2 separate regions of the Homo sapiens genome follow, and region 1 is linked to region 2. Evidence: chromatin loops called from intact Hi-C (ENCODE). Cell type or tissue: Panc1. All regions are shown on one strand. Each heading gives the region's core, and the rest is flanking DNA. Links, peaks and the distances in the headings are about the cores only. Region 1 overlaps PALS1 (protein associated with LIN7 1, MAGUK p55 family member). Region 2 overlaps LOC124903330 (a long non-coding RNA gene).

The links. A loop is a pair of places that touch in the nucleus more often than their neighbours do. Peaks named below come from ENCODE experiments on the same cell type or tissue, not always from the same donor. Only the 100,000 strongest peaks of a DNase experiment are listed, where the experiment ranks them.
Region 1: a loop joins it to region 2, with 2.3 times the contacts of the local background. A loop is called at or near these places in 27 of 110 quality-filtered maps.

Annotation. Positions count from the first base shown.
Region 1 is chr14:67,284,774-67,287,691 of GRCh38, forward strand. All of the region lies in intron 3 of PALS1 (protein associated with LIN7 1, MAGUK p55 family member), which reads left to right. It also overlaps a transcript of GPHN not described here. Among named protein-coding and RNA genes, the nearest start is that of PALS1, 45 kb to the left of the region's middle. In Panc1, for the core only: CTCF peaks have their summits at 1,322 (motif pointing left) and 1,531; no DNase peak of the experiment used is centred there; H3K27ac peaks cover 1,362 bases.
Region 2 is chr14:67,233,696-67,236,613 of GRCh38, forward strand. All of the region lies in intron 1 of LOC124903330 (a long non-coding RNA gene), which reads right to left. It also overlaps a transcript of GPHN not described here. Among named protein-coding and RNA genes, the nearest start is that of PALS1, 6.3 kb to the right of the region's middle. In Panc1, for the core only: no CTCF peak of the experiment used is centred there; no DNase peak of the experiment used is centred there; H3K27ac peaks cover 2,339 bases.

The DNA.
Region 1 (2,918 bases), core at 197-2,696, 51 kb after region 2:
CTTACCATTATGTTTTCAGGGTTCATCCATATTGTAGCATGAATCAGTACTTCATTTCTTTTTTATGGATGAATTAATATTCCACTGTACAAATATACCACATCTTGTTTTTCCATTCGTCTAGGTTAAAAAATTTTTATTTTTATTTTTATTTTTTTGTAGAGACGGGATCTCACTGTGTTGCCCAGGCTGGTCTTGACCTCCTGGCCTCAAGTGATCCTCCCACCGTGGCCTTCCAAAGTGTTAGGATTAGAGGCATGAGCCACCACAATTTTAATTCCACAGGTAGATGTACTGGAAACTGATGTAATTTCCTCCTACTTAGTAATATTAAGTTCCCCATCTGAGTATCATATTTGACCCTACAGTTTAGAGGAAAAGAAATCTTAAAAGTTTCAGAAAAAAGTCATGAAGTTGGTTGGACTTGAAATTTCTGAGGACAGGTTAAAAGAGTTGGAATTATTTACACAATGAAATGGAAAAGCTTAATGCTGGGTATAGGTCCCTAGAAGCTATCTGTTTTCATATGGGGTAAATGAGAGTAATATATAAAAATAAATGATGCCAATCCAGATGGAGATTCCTTAGGTAAATTTTTTTTTTTTTTTTTTGAGACGGAGTCTCGCTCTGTCGCCCAGGCTGGAGTGCAGTGGCGCGATCTCGGCTCACTGCAAGCTCCACCTCCCAGGTTCACACCATTCTCCTGCCTCAGCCTCCCGAGTAGCTGAGACTACAGGTGCCCACCACCACCCCTGGCTAATTTTTTTGTATGTTTTTAGTAGAGATGGGGTTTCACCGTGTTAGCCAGGATGGTCTCGATCTCTGATCTCCTGATCCAGCCGCCTCGGTCTCCCAAAGTACTGGGATTACAGGTGTGAGCCACTGCGCCTGACCCCCTTAGGTAATTTTAATGTTTACCCTTATAACCAAAAAATCTTCCACATGGTTACCCAGAGTTCTAGGCATTGGAAAGTAGGATTTTCTGATAAAGTAACTCTTGGTGATTGCTTTCTGTTGCCTGTTTCAGAGTCCATTCTTTTACGTTTTAGACTGACAGGAGAGGGCAAGGAGGGAGGACAGAGTTTACGAGGGTGGATTTGTGGACCCATGTGTATGTTTGTATTCATCTGATTAGTTGTATCCTAAAGCCAAATGTAAGTGAATTTTCTTACTTTAGAATAATATATTCTCTCTTTTAAATAATCAAGAGTTAAATGTTGCGTGAAATATTAGAGAAGATGGGAGCTTAATTTCTACTGAAAAATCAGGTAAGAGGAAATAGCTCCACCTACAGGGCAAATAATTTAAACTAGATATAAAGAAATTCCTTGTAGGAAATTTGTTACAGACTTGAATTTACTACCAAAGCTAGATTTGCTATGCCTGCCTCTACCTTCTCCTGGGCAGAGTGCCTCCATCCCGCCTTAGTACTTACTTTTTTGTCCACTCCCAACCTAGCACATATATCAGTCTTTCTCACTAGCCTTGTGGTTCTTCATTTCTCTCTTTCTCTGTCCATGTGGTTCCTTCTTGTGTCTGTTGTCTGTCTGTATGGGATTGGGGAAGGGAATTTCTTCTCTCTGTCCTCTGTCTTCTCTTTGTTGTCTCTGTGTCTTCATCTTTTATTATGGAAGAGTGTATTTGACAGGACTGATTTAGTTACATCTGAATGGATTTTTTAAATTCCCTGCAGAATTGTATAGAATGTTGAAAAACTTAGGTGGATTTTTGTTTAAGTAACAGATATATCCATCAAAGAATGGAACATTTCTTTGAGTGTGTGGAAAATTAACTGTTCTTAGCCGGGCGTGGTGGCTCATGCCTATAATCCTAGCACTTTGGGAGGCCGAGGTGGGTGGATCGCTTGAGCTCAGGAGTTGCAGATCAGCCTGGGCAACCTGGTGAAACTCCATCTCTACCAAAAAAAATACAAAAATAGCCAGGTGTGGTGGAATGCGACTGTGGTCTTAGCTACTTGGGAGGCTAGGTGGGAGGATCGCTGGAACCTGAGAAGTTGAGGCTGCAGTGAGCTCTGATTACGCCACTGCACTCCAGCGTGGTGACAGAGTGAGACCTGGTCTCAAAAAAAAAAAAAAAAAAAGAAAAAAACTGTTCTTGAATAATACGTATTTGTGAAGTGCTTTTAAAAATGTACCCTTTATGGCTGCGCGTGGTGGCTCACGCCTGTAATCTCAGCACTTTGGGAGGCCAAGGTGGGTGGATCACTTGAGTCCAGGAGTTCAAGACCAGCTTGGGTGACAGTGAAATCTTGTCTCTACAAAAAATACAAAAAAATTAGTTGGGTGTGGTGTTATGCACCTGTAGTCCCAGCTACTGGGGAGGCTGAGGTGGGAAGGATCACTTGAGCCTGGGAGCTCAGGACTGCAGTGAGCCATGTTCACACCACCGAACTCTAGCCAGGGTGACAGAGCGAAACCCTATCTCAAAAACAAAAACAAAAAAAAAGACACTGGAGATTCTGGTTATGATTAAATTAGAACTGTGGCAAAATAGGTCTTTTACATTTCCTTAGTTTTTTTTTTCCATAAATATATTGGATTAAAAGCCATTGTTCTGATATAAGAAAAAAGGATGAAATTATATTAAGTATGTTCTAGTTAAGACTACAGGGATATCAGTTAAATTCTACTTATTAAAAAGCACTCTAGTAGTAAAATGGGCAAAAGATAAAATGGATGAAAGAAGAAATTCAAATGGCTATAACTTGTAAAAATATGTTCTATCATACCAGATCCCAAAAATTAAAAGATTGATAATTCTTAAATTGATTTGTGTTTGTGAGAACAGACATTCATGTGCAACGCTGGTAGGGGTATGAATTGGTACAAATCCAGAAGGCAGCTTTGGCAGTATGTGTCAAAGTGTTAAATGCTTTTGTTATCTGATTAATAATTTTA
Region 2 (2,918 bases), core at 106-2,605:
GGTAGCAGTGGGGATGGGGAGAAGTGGTTAGATTCTGGATATATTTTGAAGGTAGATAAACAGGATTTCCTGATGGGTTGAACGTGCCATGTGAAAGAACACCTGGATAACTGGAAACTGTGTCAGAATCAATAGTTCTGCCATGTAAAATTTGCAATACTCATTAGAAATCTAAATGAAGATTCCGGCTGATAGTTGAATACAGGATTCTGGAATTCAGGGCAGAAGTTCAGACTAAAGATAAATTTGGAGTAAACAGTATATAGATGAAATTTGAAGCCATGAGATCAGATGAAAGGGAGTGAGTGATAAAGAACATCATGATAAAAATAAAGACAAACAGTTAATACATACTATGTCCAGCACTGTTCTAAGCACTGTCATATATAAATTCAGTTTGTCTTCACAAGCACTGTAGGAGGTAGCTACTTTTATTATACTCATTTTATAAATAAGGAAGCTGAATTTCAGAGAAATTAACTGACTTTCTTCTAATCAGACAGCTAGCAATTGACAGAGCTGGGATTCAAACCCAGGCAAAGAGAGAAGTAAAATATTCAATTTTAGAGCTTTGGGACACTCCAAATATTAGCATACAAAGAGATAAATAAGAGCCAGCAAAGGGTTCTAAGGAGGAGGTTCCAGTGAGTTGGGAAGGGAAGTAAGAATGGTGTTTCAGAAGCCCAGAGAAGAAAATGGAGAAAATTATCAGCTTCATCAGATACTGCAGACAGGTCACATAGGATGACTGAAAACTGACTTTTGCATTTAACGAAGTGGCTGAAATCAGTGACTTTACATGTCAAGTTGAGTGAGTTCAAGAGAGAATAGGAGAAGAGACATTAGAGTTCCACTCTTTGCTTGTTTGTTTTGAAATAGAGTCTCACTCTGTCCCCCAGGCTGGAGTGCCGTGGTGCGATCTTGGCTCACTGCAACTTCCTCCCACTGGGTTCAAGCGATTCTCCTGCCTCACCCTCCCTAGTAGCTGGGATTATAGGCTTGCACTACCAAGCCTAGCTAATTTTTGTATTTTTTGTAGAGATGGGGTTTTGCCATGTTGGCCAGGCTGGTCTCGAACTCCTGACCTCAGGTGATCCACCCGCCTCAGCCTCCCAAAGTGCTATGCTAACAGGCGGGAACCACTGCGCCCGGCCTACAGTTCCACACTTTAAAGTTCAGGCCGGGTGCGGTGGCTCATGCCTGTAATCCCAGCACTTTAGGAGGCTGAGATGGGTGGATCACCTGAGGTCAGGAGCTGGAGACCAGCCTGGCCAACATGGCAAAACCCTGCCTCTACTAAAAGTACAAAAATTTGCTGAGCATGGTGGCACACACCTGTAATCCCAGCTACTAGGGAGGCTGAGGCAGGAGAATCTCTGGAACCCAGCAGGGAGAGGTTGCAGTGAGCTGAGATCACGCCACTGCATGCCAGCCTGGGTGACAAGAGCAAAACTCCGTCTCAAAAAAAAAAAAGTTCAGGCCAGATACCATCCAGACCCAGTCAGTCACAGGTATTCACATGTAAATATTAATTAAAGTAGCACTGAAATTTTTCACACAAAACAAAAGTGTGATTGGGAGCTTGGTGAGGAAAAGATATAGGTAATTTTATAGCCCTTTTCAAGCAGAACAAACTTCGTCTCCTCTTTCTTAACATTTGGGCTTGATCTTTCCTTCATTATAAATTTTTCCAAGCCCTAAATTACCTACATCCTCTCTCGGAAATAAAATTTCTCAGGGCCAGGCGCGGTGGCTCACGCTTGTAATCCCAGCACTTTGGGAGGCCGAGGCGGGCGGATCACGAGGTCAGGAAATCGAGACCATCCTGGCTAACACGGTGAAACCCTGTCTCTACTAAAAATACAAAAAATTAACCAGGCTTGGTGGCAGGCACCTGTAGTCCCAGCTACTCAGGAGGCTGAGGCAGCAGAATGGCGTGAACCCACGAGGCAGAGCTCGCAGTGAGTCGAGATCGCGCCACTGCACTGCAGCCTGGGTGACAGAGTGAGACTCCATCTCAAAAAAAAAAAAATTCTCATAGACCCTATTTTATTTCTTGACACATCTCCAGACTGGCATAGGACCACTCAGATGGGTACAAATAAAAGAATGATAAATGATTGACATTCTAAATATTGAATATCCTACCCTGAGGCTTTTGTTGACTCTTGTTTCCATATTAAGCTCATGCTTCTTTTCTCTGTTTATATCACTCAGTCATTCACATTTAGAAAAAGTTTTATGTGTGTCTTTTTAAAATTTTTAAATTAAATTGATAAAAATTAGATATATTTATGACATACAACATAGTATTCTGAAATATGTTTACATTGTGGAATGGCTAAATCAAGCTAATTAACATTACCTCGCATACCATTTGTTTTGTGGTGAGAACATTTAAAATCTAGTCTCTTAAGTATACTAAAGTATACTATACATTGTTATTAACTATATACTCACCATGTTGTACAAATAGAGCTCTTGAACTTATTCCTCCTAACTGAAATTTTGTATCCTTTGACCAACATCTCCCCACTCCTCCCTCCAACTCATGTCTATTTTTTTAAAGCCATGTATAAGATCCTGATTTTCCTATTATTGTGAGTACTTTCAGAGCAGTTTATTCACTGTTCCCACCCGCACCTTCACTAGATAGTAAAGCTCCTCCTGGTATAAGACCTTTTCTTTCTTTGAGTCTAGCACACTTATGTTCATTCACCATGCTTTTCCTTGTATTTTATTTGTCTTATCGTGTCCTTTTTCCTACCTTTCCTGTTCCTCTAGGATAAGGACTGTCACACAGATTTCAGTGCCTATAGCACAATGCTTAGCCCATTAAATGAGTGAATAGTTGTTAAAGCCAATTAGGTTGAATAATACTAACCTGTACTGAATTACACTGGTGCAGATAGTGGGAC